Linked DNA regions of Mus musculus: region 2 is linked to region 1. A link is a loop called in an ENCODE intact Hi-C map of the cell type or tissue named here. Cell type or tissue: gastrocnemius. All regions are shown on one strand. Region 1 overlaps Tmem255b (transmembrane protein 255B). Region 2 overlaps Gm46032 (a long non-coding RNA gene).

Region 1 (8,000 bases):
AGACTGAGAGGCAGGAGGGCACCAGGACAGACTCCAGGCAGGAGGAAATGGAACCACACCTTCTGCATTGTTCATCATCCCCTGTGGAGCATCAGGTATTCATTCTGCCTGCACCGGCTGTGCTCTGGAATTGTGTTCATGGCATCTATGGGACTTCGTGGGTCTCTGTGTCCAAAGGCAGGCAGAGCAGCTAAGGGAACCCTATCAGGGCTACCAAGAGTAGCAACTAACAGTCTTGCATGTGGATTTGACAAAAAGCCAGGAGAACAGAGCAGGGTTTCAGGACGAGCTGCAGCCCGAGGTGAGAGCATCCTTCCTGAGGTGGAGACCAGGGAGATCCTCTCAAAGCCAAAACAGAAGTTCCATCAAAAGGCAGAGGCCTTGGAGCTGCAGCTGCTTCTGCTGGTGCCACCTGCCCTTGGAGTCACCACCAGGACCATCTCCTTCCCTGACCCTAGACATAGCTGCCTCCAGTGTTCCAGAGAGGAGAGAGTCAGTTCCAAGCCAGACTTTATCCCAAAAGGCCTTATGTCCCCTGATTAGGGGGTCCCTGTGGCTCCAGCAGATGAAGGTCCAGTTCCCTTTTGGGAAGCCCCACTAGCACCACCTGGGGATGTCACACTGAGAAACCAGACCCGTTCCCCAACATTGCAATGACCCACTGTAGCAGCCCTTCTCCAGAGCCTAAAGGACCCAAGCAGTTCAGCAGTTCCAGCCCCAGCTTCGTCTCTAGGCAACCAGAGGAAACTGAGGTACAGAGAAAAGGGGTGGGGTGAGACAGCAATACAGTGACCTCTCTGAGTCTGGAGCACCAGTGATCCCTGGAAAACAGAAACTACACTTTAAGGTCCCAGACACTGGGGGTTCCCACGCCTTCTTCCAGCTCTGTATGCTGTCAGTCCCCACTTCACAAATGTGGACCCCCGATGGTCACAAGACTCCCAAGTGCTGCTCACACATGGTCACAATGTTGGGTCAGTCCTAGGACTCTGGCAGCTCTTTCTATCCGAGATGGTCAGAGGTAGACATTCATGTCCTCCCCAAAGTGTCATTTTGCTTGGCAAGGCCTTGTACTTCGTGTCAGTATGGCTCATTAGACAGAGGTCTCCTGGGGGACATACCTGAGGACCTGTGACTTCAAAATAAATGATTTCATCCCATACAGCAGGCCCACAGGTCAAAGAGACTCAATTCAACATTTACTCAGCACAGCTCTGGGCATCTCATGACTGCCTCTGCTGGTGCTGTAAGACAAGCCACCTACCAGCCAGGCTGCAGGCCCGCCAGGCAGATGAGCAGGCATCGCTCCACTTAGAAAGGTCTGTCTAGACCTGGGATCTCAGTCTCCCCACAGGAGACACTGGGCAGCAGTTACAGATGATGCATTTGTCACGACGAGGGGTCTCGACAGGACATAGCTAACTAAAACACAAGCCAGGAGGCTCTCAAACCCCACAAGTCCACAATGGCAGGTCCAAGTCAGTACAGTACACTGGACAACTGGGGCCATCTTACCCACGGCCAGCAGAGCTTCACGGGACATGAACAAGCCAAAGCCAAGAATGGGAATAGGAGAGGCAAAGCCCTATTCAAACAGGATCTCGCAGACCACCTCCCCTGAGGTTCGCAGGGCCCGCAGCACTGGGCACATGAGCCCTATGGGATCGACACCTTTGTTGGCAAGTACCTGGCTCCATGTAGAACACTCACTGGTGTACAAGTATTCAGAACCCAGGCATCTGTTGGCGTCTTAAGTCCCCCGTACCAGTATGATAGCTAAAGTAATCAGCTTCTGAAATAACTCTCTCATGAGCCGTGAACAGCAATGAGCCTCGAAAATGGCGTGACCCAGCCCGTAAGGGTCCCCTTCCTTCCCCATTACTAACTATATCAAAGTCCACCCATCTCTACCTGCAGCCCTACCCTGCCTACCTGGAAGCCCACAGAAACAACACCAACGTCACAGCACACCTACCTGTAGCGGCAGAGGGTAGGAGGAACAGGTTGGCACACCCATAGACGGAGGACACAGGCCGGTGTAGGCGAGAATCTGCTGTGCAGGGTTATAGAGAATCTGAGGTGGCGGTGACGGGCCATAGGCCAGCTGAGACAGAGGGACCTGTGGAGAGAGACAGGGGCATGACCACCTAACCCTCACAGCCACTCGAGGGAGTATTCAGCCCTGCACCTGGCCTCCTGAGGAACCCTGACCCAAGCCACGAAGAGTAGGCCTGTCTTCTCTTCATGACCTCACAGAAAGGCCCAGCATCCTCTGCACATGGGCTCTAGACTGGAGTCACCACCTGGAGCTGCCACCTGAAGAGGCAGCCTGATAGAGCCCAGGGACCAGACTGAGGGAATTCGGGAGGTGCCAAGACATCCCCTAGCAACAAGAAACCTGAGAAGGAAGAGTTGAGCAGTGGTTCTAGGGTGGTAGTGAACAGAGCAACCAAGGGCCAATGCCCCTGGGACCACAGGACAAGCAAAACAAGAATGGCCCAGGCAGTGGTTTACAGCCCTGTGGACTTGGAAGGAACCCTAAAGGGTTTCCCATGGGCCCTGAGAGGACAAAGGGGAGGCTCTACCAGTGATGTAAGGCTAGGGCTCAAGGGCAGATCCAATAGGGCTGGCTCAGAGAGAAGGAGGTAGGGGTAGATTTCGGGTTTCTCATTCAGCTTGTTAAAATGGGGTCCAAGCCCTACTCAGAACCACCCCAACCAGGCAGCCATGAACCCCACAGTGACAGAGTGACATTTTTCTCTTAGATGGCAACAAGGTCTTCCTGCCTAAGTGGGTGGGAGAAGATTCACCCAGCGGGTTGTCAGGTGCTGTATCCAGAACCAGTGATTGGTGGTCCTAGTTGCCACCTGACGTGCAGGTGACTTGGGAGTTTGGATCCTCCTTCATTGAGGGAACCACTGGGCTCTCCTGAAGGGGAAGGCCCTGAACTCTGGGCTAGGGCTGACCGGCTGGAAACACACAGAAGCCATCACTCACCATGTCCTTGAAGGCCCCTAGGACTGCAGCTGTGACAATGCCCAGGCACAGGCCCAATACGTTCAGCACTGTGGATACCCAGAGCAGCCGGTACAGGTGGACCACGTCCTGGCAGCTACGCACGCCCACAAACTCATAGTAGGCAGGCGAGGGCTCAGTGCTGTAGGAGGGAGAATAGTTACTGCCCTCATTGCTAGACCATGGCCAGGTGACAGGACAAACCCTGGGGTTCCCAGTACCCGAGGCCACTGGCTCTAATAGTGCTGGTCTCCTCTTACACAGGTGAAAATGTCAGTTAGACAAGTTAGAGACCTCTGCTTCTCTATGGACTGGCCAGGGAAGCTCCACCAGACCTCACAGTGAGGCATCAGATGGGCACAGGATGTCCCAAATTACTAGCTCTGGGCCTCTAATGGCCAACTGGGACAGTGGCTGAGTTACCCTCCATGCCAGAATAGTAACCAAGCATTTTTTGTGTTTTCAGTTCTCCACGTGTATCCCAAGCTGTAGGTGGTTCTCTGCTCTGAGAGGAATAGCCCACAGCTGGAATGTGCTGGCTGCCACCTGGTGGCCAACTGTGGTCCTCCCTGGACCTTCAGGTACTTCCATACACTGGGCACCCTTGGATGGAAACCCAACCACTCCGAGGACCCACCCATCATTGTGATGCTGAAACAAGATCCAGAGGGAAGAAGCAGGAAATGCAAGTGGGTACAGGAAGGAAGAAATGGGGCCCCTCTAGCTCACAGACAGATGTCCTGTGCAGGGTCTTTCTTGTGCTCATGCACATGCATGTGTGTGTTTACATGTTGGGCATGTTTACATGTGTGTGTACACAGACTCCTAATGCAGCCTTACCTCCCACAGGCGTAGAGGTCGCAGCAGTAGCACGTGTTGCTCCTCACCTTCAACTGGCATCGACCATTCAAAGAGTAGCAGGTGACCTGGGGTAGAGTGACAGCCAGGCTCATACCTTATCCTACACAGGCAATCGGCAGCCTGTGTCCAAGACCTTCTCCTGCCCAGGAGCAGAGCTTCATTGCCAGGACCTTCACTGACCCGTGATAGGGTGGGACAGGGTGGGACTGGGTGGGTGAGGCAGAGCAAGACTAGGCAGGGCAGGACAACATGAGACTGGACAGGACTAGGCAGAGCAGAGCAGAACTGAGCAGGGCAGGGCTGGCAGAATCTCACCCCATCCCCCACAATATACAACAGCTCTTTTCTGGACTGCCCAGCCCTTCTGCCAGTCTGAAGACCCCAGAACATATCGATAAGAGAATCTGTGACCCATTTGCCTTCCTGATTCCTGCCTCGCCCTGGCCTGGGCAGTTGGTGTGAGCAGCCTTGTTCAGCTGAGCCAACAAATCTCCACAGCACTGGTGCAGAGCATCTGCCCACTGAACCACACTGCCAGTGCCCACCTGGGCCGGTCTCACGGGTCAGCTGCTGTGTGTGTGCTTGCTCTTCCTGGCATCTCACTCAAGAGTGAGGTCATACTTCAGCTGCCCCGGCCCAGAGAGCCAGAGAATCCCTTGAACACTGCACATGTGTTACCCCAGTGTTTCATGGCAGTGATTAAGTTAGTGAAAATGCTAATGGGAATGCTAATTAGCCAAGAAGGGCTGGGGAGATGAATCGTAACACTGTGCTAACACTGTGTCAAAGAGGAAGGCATGCAGCTGTGATCCCAGAGAGAACCCCAAGCATTGAACTCTCAAGGTCAGCTCCTGGCTCTCAATGCCTTCATATGCATACAGCAGAAGGTCTGTGTGAATTAATACAGCCATTTTAACTAGACACAGAAGGGGGATGCGCAAGGCATGCTCACCTCTGTCTGATAGACGTCATACAAGTACCCAGCCCCACTGGAGTAAAACTGGCATCTTCCCGCACTGAGAGGCCTTGGCTCCTAAAGAAATAAATGTAGATCGGTCAGACTGGTCATCCCCAACCAGGAATGGCCATTTCAGACTTGCCTTCCATGGACTGGGGCAGAACTGAGGCCACACGAGTTACTGCTTGCCATAGCAATTGTGTGTGGAGTCCACAGGGGAAAGGATTACAGACACCCTCCACCTGTCTGCTGGGCAGACATGGGCACAAGGACAAGGGCTTGGTGATGAATGGGCCAAGGGGTGTTCTACACCTCGCCAGGGGCACCAGGCTTCTGTCTTTCTAAAAGTAAAGCGAATTTCTCTTTCTAGGAAGGGACAAGGAAGATTTGGACTGATTCATTCATCCATCCTAAGTACCCATGTATTCATCCAATCACTCAGTCATCTATGCATCATCATCCATCATCCATGCATCTAGCCATTCAATCACCTATGTATCTGATCACTCAAACACCTATGCATCCAGCCATTCAATCAGCCATGCATCCAGTCACCAATCACCTATGCATCTAGTTACTCAACTCACCTATGCATCCAATCACTCAATCACCTATGCATCCGGTCATTCACCAATCACCTCTGCATCTGGTCACTCAATCACTTATGCATCCAGCCATCCAATCATCCCTGCATCCTTCCATCTGCCATGCGCCACCACTTGACATAAGCTCATCAATGTCTTATCTCACCATGTTCCCACCCCTGTGTTTCCAACAGTCATGGAACTGACTAGTGTTGAACCATGAGGAAGCCAAGGTAAGCCAGAGCTGTAGGTGAGTGAAGAGGGCAGATTAATGAGCAGGCAGTTGCTAAGGCAGCAGAGAGACAGCGGGTTCTGGGACTTGTAGAGTGTCATAAAGCCATACAATCTGTAAATGCACCTTTGGGGTCTTTACTATGCATCAGTGACATTTCTCAAAGCACTACTTCTGACCTAAGAGGAGTCTAGAAACCACCAGTAATGCTGGCAGCAAAGACAGGCATGAGAACCAGACAGCATAGAGCACAGCACCTGTGTGCCAGGCTTGGCGTGGATGGGTCAGTGGGAGGCGCTGGCCCCAGGTAGTACATGACGGGAACAGGTGGGATAGCGGCACAGAGCAGGAGGCTATAGTGGAGCTGAGAGCTGGCTCACACACTCTGAGGATGCTTCAGGGATGCCAGAATTACTTGGCCTCCATCACAAAATGGCAAGACACGGATCTTTCCCCCAGGGGACTTTTCAGGGAGAGATGATGGTGTGAAGTGGGAGTCTTCACACCATCCTCCTGCAGGATGGCAGCTTGGTGTGCATCTGCATGGTACCAACTCTCAATGACACTGGTCACTCTTCAGAGGCCCAAGACTGACCCATCAAGCTGCATAAGCAGGTGCACAGGGATGGGTATAAGTGGTGGGCATTGATAGATGGGCATACTCAGATGGATAAAGACAGATCGGTCTCCTAGGCTCTTCTCATCAATGAAGCCAGAAAGGATGAGTGATGTCCTCTCACACCTGTGGCTGCAGACAGGTGAATATGTGCCTGGAGTCAGAAGTTTTTAGAAGGTGACTTCTCTCAGCCAAGTGCTGAAGAGCTGCAAGGTTATACACTACCCAGGGACAGAATCTCAAGGCAAGGTTGGTACATACCTTGGGGAGCACTATAGTCTATATGCAGATGGCCAGATGCCTAAACACCCAGCTGTAGGTACTGGGGGAGCTACACATGCTTGTACACTCACTCATACACTGTGTTCATACATGCAAATACACATGCAAAGAATTCCCACCAGGTTATAATGGTGCATATAAAGTCACTCCACTATGTTATAATAGTGTTCCTCATGCCTCATGAGCACACCATGCCATAGCATGCTACATTCATCTCCTGTGTCACGGGACATCACACCACACCACACCATAGCATAGTACATATCATTCAGATCACATTGTACATTTGTCCCACTACACATCACAACATGTCATATCACATCACGTCCTCTGACATCACTGTGCATGTATTCTCTTCCAGCCACTGTATCACAGTGCACACATGTTCTACTGGGCCTTTTATATCATGCCATATCACGTCACAGCACGTGTCACAGCATAGTCTGTCACGTGACACCCTGGATGTACTTGTTTCTGAATTGTTTCCATCTCCTTCCCTAGGCCAGAACCCTGGCTGTTTCATCATTTGTCTGTGGCACCAGGGGGCCTGCCTGACCCTGCAGCAGTTAAACAGGTGAGTAAGCATGACTGTTCACTGTGGGGGCAAAGTTCAGATTGGCTACCAATGAAATGCAAACACGAGCAGTGTCATCTTCGTCTCCTCCTCCTCCTCCTTTTCATAACTACCTCACTAGTAGGACTGTCTATATCCTCTTAAAGTCCTTTTATAGATAAGGAGGTTTCTATTTTTTATATAAGTAGCCCCACATTAAGTAACAATCTTTGAAGAGAGACCATGAAACTGTGCACATACACAAGAGCAGAGTCTGAGATTTCATGGTGTGTTAAGTGTGAAGAGAGGCTGAGGACAGCCCCTGGACACAGAGCTCTGGAACTGTGGAGCGGGAACAAGGGTTCCCTAGTGCTGGGGTGAGGGTGGGTACTAAAATGATAAAGGATGCTTGCATCGGTTATGTGATATGTATGTTTCTAGCTGCTATGTGTTTGTGTCTGTTGTGTATGGTGTGTGTTGTTGTGCCTGCTAAGTGTGATATGTTTGTACTTACTGTGTGTGGCTGTGTATGTTTCTATCTGCTGTTTATGGTATGTGTGTGTCTGCTGTGTGTGTCTTGTGTGTTTGTGCCTGCTGTGTAAGGTGGGTGTATCTGCTGTGTATGGTTGTATTTGTGTCTTCTGTGTGTGGTACGTGTGCTTGCCGTGCATGTGTGGCCGGTGGGAGGCAGAGGATTCGGGTTGCTGGGGCCAGACTCAACAAGAGGACAGCAATGGCAGCTCACCTGGAGCCTGTGTGAAGATGTCAGAGCCCAGCTGTGTGACTGAGATGTTTTTCACATGGACACGGAGCACTAGGGACAGACTGTGGGCCATTCAAAGGCAGTACTCACAATGTGCCGCGCTGCGAACACGCTGTCGACTATGGCACAGCAGAAC
Region 2 (8,000 bases), 300 kb before region 1:
GTATGACAGGGTAATATTTTAAGGACACACACACTTTTCCTGTCTTCTCCATTTGTAGGTAGTGATCCAACCGTACTTATTGACTTGAAGCGGGTGTGTGGTAAGGCATAGTTGACCATATTTACGGCTGTTTTCATTCATTTTACGAATAGAATTGTTTTATAAAGGAAATTTGTGCTGTCACCACAGATGGTAAACATCAAAGACAGGAATTTAATCTTTAAGTCAGATGTTATTCAGAGAGCTAGTTATCTGAGAAAGAAGCGGATTAACATTCTAACACCCCGTCTTTTTATCTCATCTCCAGCCAAGAAAACCTTATAAAGAGCAAACAAAGGCAATTATTCCAAAGTTTAATACTGCCTCTGGTCAAGGGTCAGCCTTACTCCTGAGATTATACTGGTTTGTGTCTCCGTATGTCTCCTGCACTTCTTCCTGTTATTGCTCTGTGCAGCTGGGTTTGCACCGTCCCAGGCTGCCGAGACCTTCATTGTTCCTGGAGAGACACTTGGGACAAACAAACGATTAGCAGTGTGTATGTGTTGAGCTATTTGCAGAATGCATTGCAGGTTTCTTTACGACAGTACGAAGCACAAGTGTATGCTTGCAGAATATTAAGGAGCCCCATCTGCCTCTCCTGTCTGCAGTGAATTTTCCTGAATTGTCTTGAGTTTCCCATGATCTCTCTGTAAAGCCTACAACAACACTATGGAGTTCCTCTTTTCCTTTGTCTTCCCAGATGTAGCGACTACAACATATCCTACCTAGCATATCCTACCTAACATATCCTACCTAGCATATCCTCCTCTGCATCCTTTCTGTACTTTGTCTGTGTGTGTAATTACAAATATATCTCCTCTTCTACAAGCAAGCTGAGAGGTACAATATTTCATTCTGAGACGTGCTTGGCTCACGAGGATACTTTAAATGCTTTTCTTCATCGGAAGCCACCTTGTTCTTTGCGATGTTTTATAGAGTTCTCCAGTCTGTGGCGGTAGGTCCCATGTGACAGAGGAGAGCTATAAATGTGGCCCAAGGGAATAGTATAAACTTCCTTAAAACACTATGAGGTTCGTATGTGGTTTGTTTTGTGTGTAACTCAACTGTGCAGTTCTCTAGGATAAACTTTGTGGCCCAGTGTCAACAACACCTGAATGTTTCTTGTTGTATCCATCAGAGTAGGTTGAGCTATGATGCAATCCCTTTATCTCTTGCCTGAGGGGCTGTGATACTCAAGGACTGGACCACTGCGTGCTCTTAATTGCTCTGGCACAGCAATACTCTTAAGTTTATTTGGGAAGGAGTATCTGGATGTGATTGATTTTGAACCAGCAGAGTAAAGCAGAGGCCCTTCCCAGTATGGATGTGCCTCTACATCCAACCTGTTAAAGACTAACTGGGATAAACCTCAGTCTCTACCTGGCCATTGGGCACGGGATGTCAGTGTCTCCTTGCTGTGGCTCTAGCCTGTGCTCTGGCTGGAACTTATTATCGCTAGCTTTTGCACTAATCACTTTATCACCTGATAAGAAGCAATGTAAGGGGGAAATGGTATACTTTAGCTTACACTTTGATAGGACATTGTCATGGCAGGGAAGGCATGGTGGCTAGGGTGTGAGGGAGCCTGTCACTTTATGTCTGCAGCCAGGAAGCAGAGGGATAAATGACTGCCAGTGCTCAGTTCTAGTACTTTCCTTGTTGATTCAGTCTGAGACTCCAGTATACAGTATGGCTCCACCCACATTCAGGATGAGTCTTCCCTCTTCAGTTAAGTCTTTCTGGGAATATTTTCACAGACATATGAAGAGATCTGTTTCTATGATGATTCTAAGTTCAGACCAGTTGACATCAAGATTAACTACCATGGTTGTCCTGGGTCTCCAGGACCTTGCAGCATCCATCACGGTGTGAACTGATTTCTATCTTCTAATAAGTCTCTTTTCTTACCTCTCTTCTCTCCAACCTCCTCCCTCTTCTTTCACTGGAAAGTCTAAATCCATAGTGACCACTTTCTCCAGGAAGAAGAAGATGAGCTCCCCAAGCTGGAAATATAACTTCTCTTTTCCTTTCAGTGGTAATGGCAAGAACAAGGGGATAGAAACTGATCAGGCCGCTTTAGGGCAGGAACTTCAAAAACCACCAGTTACACTGTGGTCCTTGATTGGAAGGCAAAAGTGCCCTCGTTTGTTTTGGCCAGAGGCCAGAAATGCCAAAAATGTTTGGGCACTGCCCTCGTTTGCTTTTCTGATGCTGTGGTAAACACCATGACCCAAAACAATCTGATGAGATGTCTCAGTTAGGGCTTCCATTGCTGTGATAAAACATCATGACCAAAAGCCACTTGGTGAGAAAAGGGTTTCTTGCATTTTATACGTCCTGATCACGGTCCCTCGTGAAGGGAGTCGGGGCGAGAACTGATACCACGGCCATGGAAGGATGCCGCTTGCTGGCTCGCTCATCCTGCTTTCTTACAGGATCCAGCAGCACCCGCCCAGTGCTAGCACAGCCCTCGGTGAGATGAGTCCTCTCACATCAATCATCAGTCAAGAAAATGCCCCTCCCCAGGCTTGTGAACAGGTCAATCCGATCTAGGCATTTCCTTCTTCCCGAGTGACTATGAACTGTGTCAGGTTGTGAACTGAAGTTTCAGGGGCTCTATGTTGTTGTTAGTTTTTTGTTTGTTTGTGTTTAAGAGTCATGTATTTTTATTTTACATGTATGGGTGCTTTTGACTTCATATATGTTTGTGCACTGTGTGTGCAGTAATCACAGAGACCAGAAGGATATTGGATCCTCCGAAGCTAATTACAAATGGTTGTTAACTGCCAAGTGAAATGGTTTTCTCCCTAATCTGCGACCCTTAAATCCAGTTCCTTGTGTTGTGGTGACCCCCAGCCATGCCTGAGCTGCAGAGTATTTGATATAAGTAACCAATAAGATTACAAAGATATCTAAGCTGGGCAGTGGTGGCACACACCTTTAATCCCAGCATTTGGGAGGCAGAGACAGGCGGATTTCTGAGTTCAAGGTCAGCCTGGTCTACAGAGTGAGTTCCAGGGCAGCCAGGGGTACAGAAAGAAACCATGTCTCAAAACAAAACAAAACAAAACAAAACAAAACAAAACAAAACAAAACAAAACAAAAACAAAAACAAAAACCCAAAGATATCTAACATTTTCTGTCTGCCAGAGTTGTTTTCTTATTATTTTATTTTTATGTACATGGGTGTTTGGCTTTCGCACGGCTATGCCAACATGTGCATGCAGTGCCTACAGAGTCCAGTAGAGGGCACCAAATCCCTTGAAACTAGAGTTAAAGATGGTTGCCAGCCACCCTGTGAGTGCTGAAGTTGCAGCCTGTCTTCTAAAAGAACAGTTTTGTGCTCTCAACTGTGGTGCCATCTCTCCAGCCCCCAATAGTTTTTTTTAAAGCCTTTAAAAAAAAGGCCTAAATAGTGAATTTAGCTTGAAATATAATCCCTTAATAAGAGAATCATGTTGACATTTCCTAGGTATGCTTGAAATTCATTACTTGAGTGTTTTATTCTGTCCAGCCAGGCCTTCCAGTTGTCCTCACTTATTAAAAGCTTTATGGCAAACACAAGTCAAGTGAAATCACATCTTGGAAGCACTTAATTACTTAGTTTATCTTTTCTTTTCCTGATCTCCATAGTGGCCACCAGTTCATTGAGACCATTGTAACATTTGACTAGATTAGATACAACTAAACTTCTGAATATTTCATTATAAAATCGCTACATTACCTTGGCTATTCTGGAACTCACTATATAGACCAGACTGGCCTCAGAATCACCTGCTTCTGCTGGGATTAAAAGTGTTTGTCTCCACACTTGGCCCCATATCAAAAGTTTTAAAGTTCTCCAAATAGTAACAACACCCACACAAGAATGCCATCCCAGTTCCTTCCCAAGTTCCATTCTGTTAGGCGTTCCTGCCATCCTGGGGGGGGGCACCAGCCTAGTCTGCAAGCCTTTGAACGAGGGGGCTACCCTCAGCTCGACTTCATGTTCTCCTGGAACACTGTTGACAGCAGACCACGGGTTCCTGACTGTAGTAAAATCTCTACCAATAGGACATTATAGCTAACAACACAGGAATGTCAGCCTGAGCCTTGTGTGTTAGCAGGCAGCTTCCTTTTGTCTCCATGCTTCTTAGGGACAATGACCTGGTGGGGTGACTGCAGCTGTCTATACAGGAGAAATTCTGTTGGGCTACGGGAGCCCTGGGAGTTTACCAATCTCTTCATTCTTCTGCCATTCTGATACTGCATGCCAATGGAACTGCAACAGTGCCTGAGCAAGGCACGCTGTCTAGATATACCATCTATCATACACAGTGCCTTCCTTGCTGCAAAAGGTTCCTTTTATGCTATCGGTAGGCCATGAAGATTGCTATATACATGCTCTCAGAACACGTTATGAAGACAGCCAGTTCGGTTGACTATCCCTGAGGTCGTCTCAGTGCAAAAGCAAGCAGAAATACATTTTTGTTAGTTTTCTTTGGTCTTGCTTTTATCTTTTTGTTTGTTTACCTTGTTACTCAAAGCAAATGAACAGAGTGACACCAAGCCTAGGCAAGCAGATGTGTGCTTTGTTACCAGCTTGGCGTCAATAGTCTTGATTCTGATGCCAAATTCAGGAAAGCACTTTGTGACATAAGGTGTTCTTACCCATCCTTTCTCCTGCAGGTTTTAGTCTTACACTCTGCTCCTCTCCAGGGGGGTGACAGAAGAGCCACAAAATCCACAGCCACACAGAATAAAAAACATGGAAGCTTTTCAGAGGGCTGGCTTATGAGCCATGTGACATAGATAGGAAATTGTGTGTGTATGTGTGTGTGTGTTAGTAAGAGAGGAACAAGAGAAATGAAAAACTGAAGGGTTATTTGTGTCGGTCAAAGGAGGGAGTGGCCAAACACCCAGTGCATCCTGAGGACAGAAGAAAAGAAGACTTGGCTGGGACAGAGAGAGTGAGGTCAAGTTCTTTTTTTTTTTTAAAGATTTATTTTATTAATATATGTAAGTACACTGTAGCTGTCTTCAGACACTCCAGAAGAGGGAGTCAGATCTTGTTGCGGATGGTTGTGAGCCACCATGTGGTTGCTGGGATTTGAACTCTGGACCTTCGGAAGAGCAGTCAGGTGCTCTTACCCACTGAGCCATCTCACCAGCCCGAGGTCAAGTTCTTAGGCCCACACTGAGAAGTTCCCTGCAGTGATGAGTCAATGCACGAAACAAATGATTGACTCTGGGAAATTAGGATGTTTAGAGCACTGGATGTTTTATGCCAAGAGATTATAGATGGATAGAAACCAGTGCTAACGATGGTAAGAAATAAATATATGGGAATAAATGTATGGGAACATACAGACCTTCCCACAGACACTATACACACACAGATCACACACACAGCAGAGACCCTCCACAGACACTATACACACTGCTCACACATAGCAGAGACCCTCCAATACACTATACAATACACAGGTCACAACAGCAGAGAGCCTCCACAGACACTATGCACACACTGATTCTCCCCAGATATGGTACGAACCACTGATCAAACAGACTACACCTCATAAATACTGTGCCACACTCATAGATCACACCACATATATACTCCCTCACAGACAACACACACACACCATATAGATGATTCCCCACCAATACCACAGCACACATAAGGGTCATGCACACCACCAAGACTCCCATACATATATGCCATACCACACATACCACAGAGATGTCCCCCCAGGTAGAGTATTGCCCCATGATCATAGATACCCCTCCACAGATACTACATGCTGATCACACACACCATATCACAAAGACAACCCCCAGACACCACACTACACTACACTCTGATCACAAAGACATCCCCTGGATGCCACCCAACACTTGCTGATCACACATATAACAAAGATACTTCTTATTGACACCACTCAGTATGCACTATTCCCACACAACACAAAGATACCCCCTATAGACCCTATACCACATACATTGGTCATCCGTGAAGATAATCCCTGCTCCCATGCTGATCACAAACATCACAAACATATATGCCCCCCACAGACACCAAGCCACACAGGCTGTCACACACACCACAAAGACCTTCACTCAGAGATCCATGACATACATCACACCACACACATGTATCACAGGGATGCCCCTCCACAGATATGGTGTGACCCCCTGATTGATTAAGGCTCTGACAAATATTCCTCCCTCCACAGAGATGGTACAGCCCATTAATAACACACATTATAAATATACTCTACAGAGATACAGTACTAGGCACTGATCATACACAGCCCAAAGAGACACACACAGAGTTACTACACTATACATACTAATCTCACACATCACATACCAGAGAGACCTCCACATACACAGGGACTGTACTACTACTGATTACACATACACACACACCCCACCACCACCACCACTACCACCACATAACAACCCTTACATACAAACAACCATACTATGAGCACACACATCACTCAGCATATAGACACTACCAAAATACCATACCACACACAGGTCACACATACCATATGCCACAGAGTCAAAACACACAAATATCGTACTAGTTATTGATCGTCTATACTGACCACACAGATATTCCTTAGATACCACACTGTATACACTGATCATACAAATCCATATGCTATCCAGACACCCCTCCCAGATACCACACTACACACACTAATAACATTTCCCCTAGATACTATGCCATGCACATTGATCATACACACCACAGCTATACCCCCAGATACTATACTTTATACACTTCTGCACCCCCATATCCTAAAGAGACACTCCCACAGACACTATACTATACAAAATGATTATACACATCACAGACTATCCTGCATAGTTATATGTCAACTTGACACAAGCTGGAGTCACTGGTAAGTACTGAACCTTGATTAAGAAAACAAACACCTGCATAAGATGGGGCTATAGGCAAGTCTATAGGGCATTTTCTTAATTAGTGATTGATGGGGGAGGGCTCAGTTTATTGTGGGTGAGATCATCCCTGGTCTTGGGTTCTAAAAGAAATCAGACTAAGTAAGCCATAAGGAACGAACCAGTAAGTAGCAGTCCTCCATGGCCTCTGGATCAGCTCCTGTCTCCAGGTTCCTGCCCTGTCTGTGTTTCTGTTCTGACTTCCTTCAGAAATGAACAGTGATGTGGAAGTGTAAGCTAAATAAACCCGTTCCTCCCCAACTTGCTTTTGACCATGGTGTTTCATCATAGCAATAGTAGCCCTAAGGCAAGTTGGTATCAGGAGTGGGGTTTTGTTTTGACAGACTTGAGTGTGTTATTTTGGGGAGGATTATGGGCTTTGGAAATTTGATAGAAAAGGCACGAGTGTTGAGAACTTAGTGAGCTGTTCTATAGGAGCTTGGAAGATGAGACTCTTGAGAGCAATGCAGATGATGGAGGCCTGGCTTGTCAAGCTTCAAAGGGGGAGTTTAAAGGTTCCAATGGGGCCATTTTGTTATTTTGAATTAAGATTCTGTGGTTCTGGTTAGCTGGGGCTGAAGAATCCTCTGTGATTAACAAGGTCCCAGAACTACTGATGGAAAACCTTGCACTTAGCTGGGATACACGATCTTGGTTAGCTGGAGGTGAGAAATTAGCGGTGATTAAGAACCAGCACTGATGAGGTGAAATCTTCTGGAGTGTAGGAAGCTGGCACCTAAAAGATGGCGCCAGTCTCTGTAAACAATGCGACTGCGCAGGCGCTAGCCTGAATTTGGCGCCAACCCCTCCCGAGCGGGTGCATGCAAATTAAGGTGCCGGCAGACTGACCAATCCCAGGAGGACACATAGCCCTCCCCAGTGCTGGGGTGTATATAAGCAGTCCTCCCTGGGTGCCCGGGGTTCCCGTAGCATTGAGGCGTTCCTGCAATAAAGCTGTTGAGAAGAATCTGACCGCGTTGCGTTTTCCTTGCCGGACGAGGTGGGCA

What was found. A loop is a pair of places that touch in the nucleus more often than their neighbours do. Peaks named below come from ENCODE experiments on the same cell type or tissue, not always from the same donor. Only the 100,000 strongest peaks of a DNase experiment are listed, where the experiment ranks them.
Region 2: it touches region 1 in a loop (6-fold over the local background); 16 of 42 quality-filtered maps call a loop at or near these places.

Annotation. Positions count from the first base shown.
Region 1 is chr8:13,451,070-13,459,069 of GRCm38, reverse strand. It overlaps Tmem255b (transmembrane protein 255B), which reads right to left. Exons shown (of 9, transcript NM_001143671.1): 4 at 7,955-8,000; 5 at 4,829-4,909; 6 at 3,856-3,941; 7 at 2,998-3,157; 8 at 1,976-2,119. Among named protein-coding and RNA genes, the nearest start is that of Tmem255b, 20 kb to the right of the region's middle. In gastrocnemius, a CTCF peak has its summit at 3,567 (motif pointing left); DNase peaks (open chromatin) are centred at 3,561 and 4,403; H3K27ac peaks cover 391 bases.
Region 2 is chr8:13,749,162-13,757,161 of GRCm38, reverse strand. All of the region lies in intron 1 of Gm46032 (a long non-coding RNA gene), which reads left to right. Among named protein-coding and RNA genes, the nearest start is that of Cdc16, 4.5 kb to the left of the region's middle. In gastrocnemius, a CTCF peak has its summit at 3,280 (motif pointing right); DNase peaks (open chromatin) are centred at 3,284 and 3,973; H3K4me3 peaks cover 222 bases; H3K27ac peaks cover 102 bases.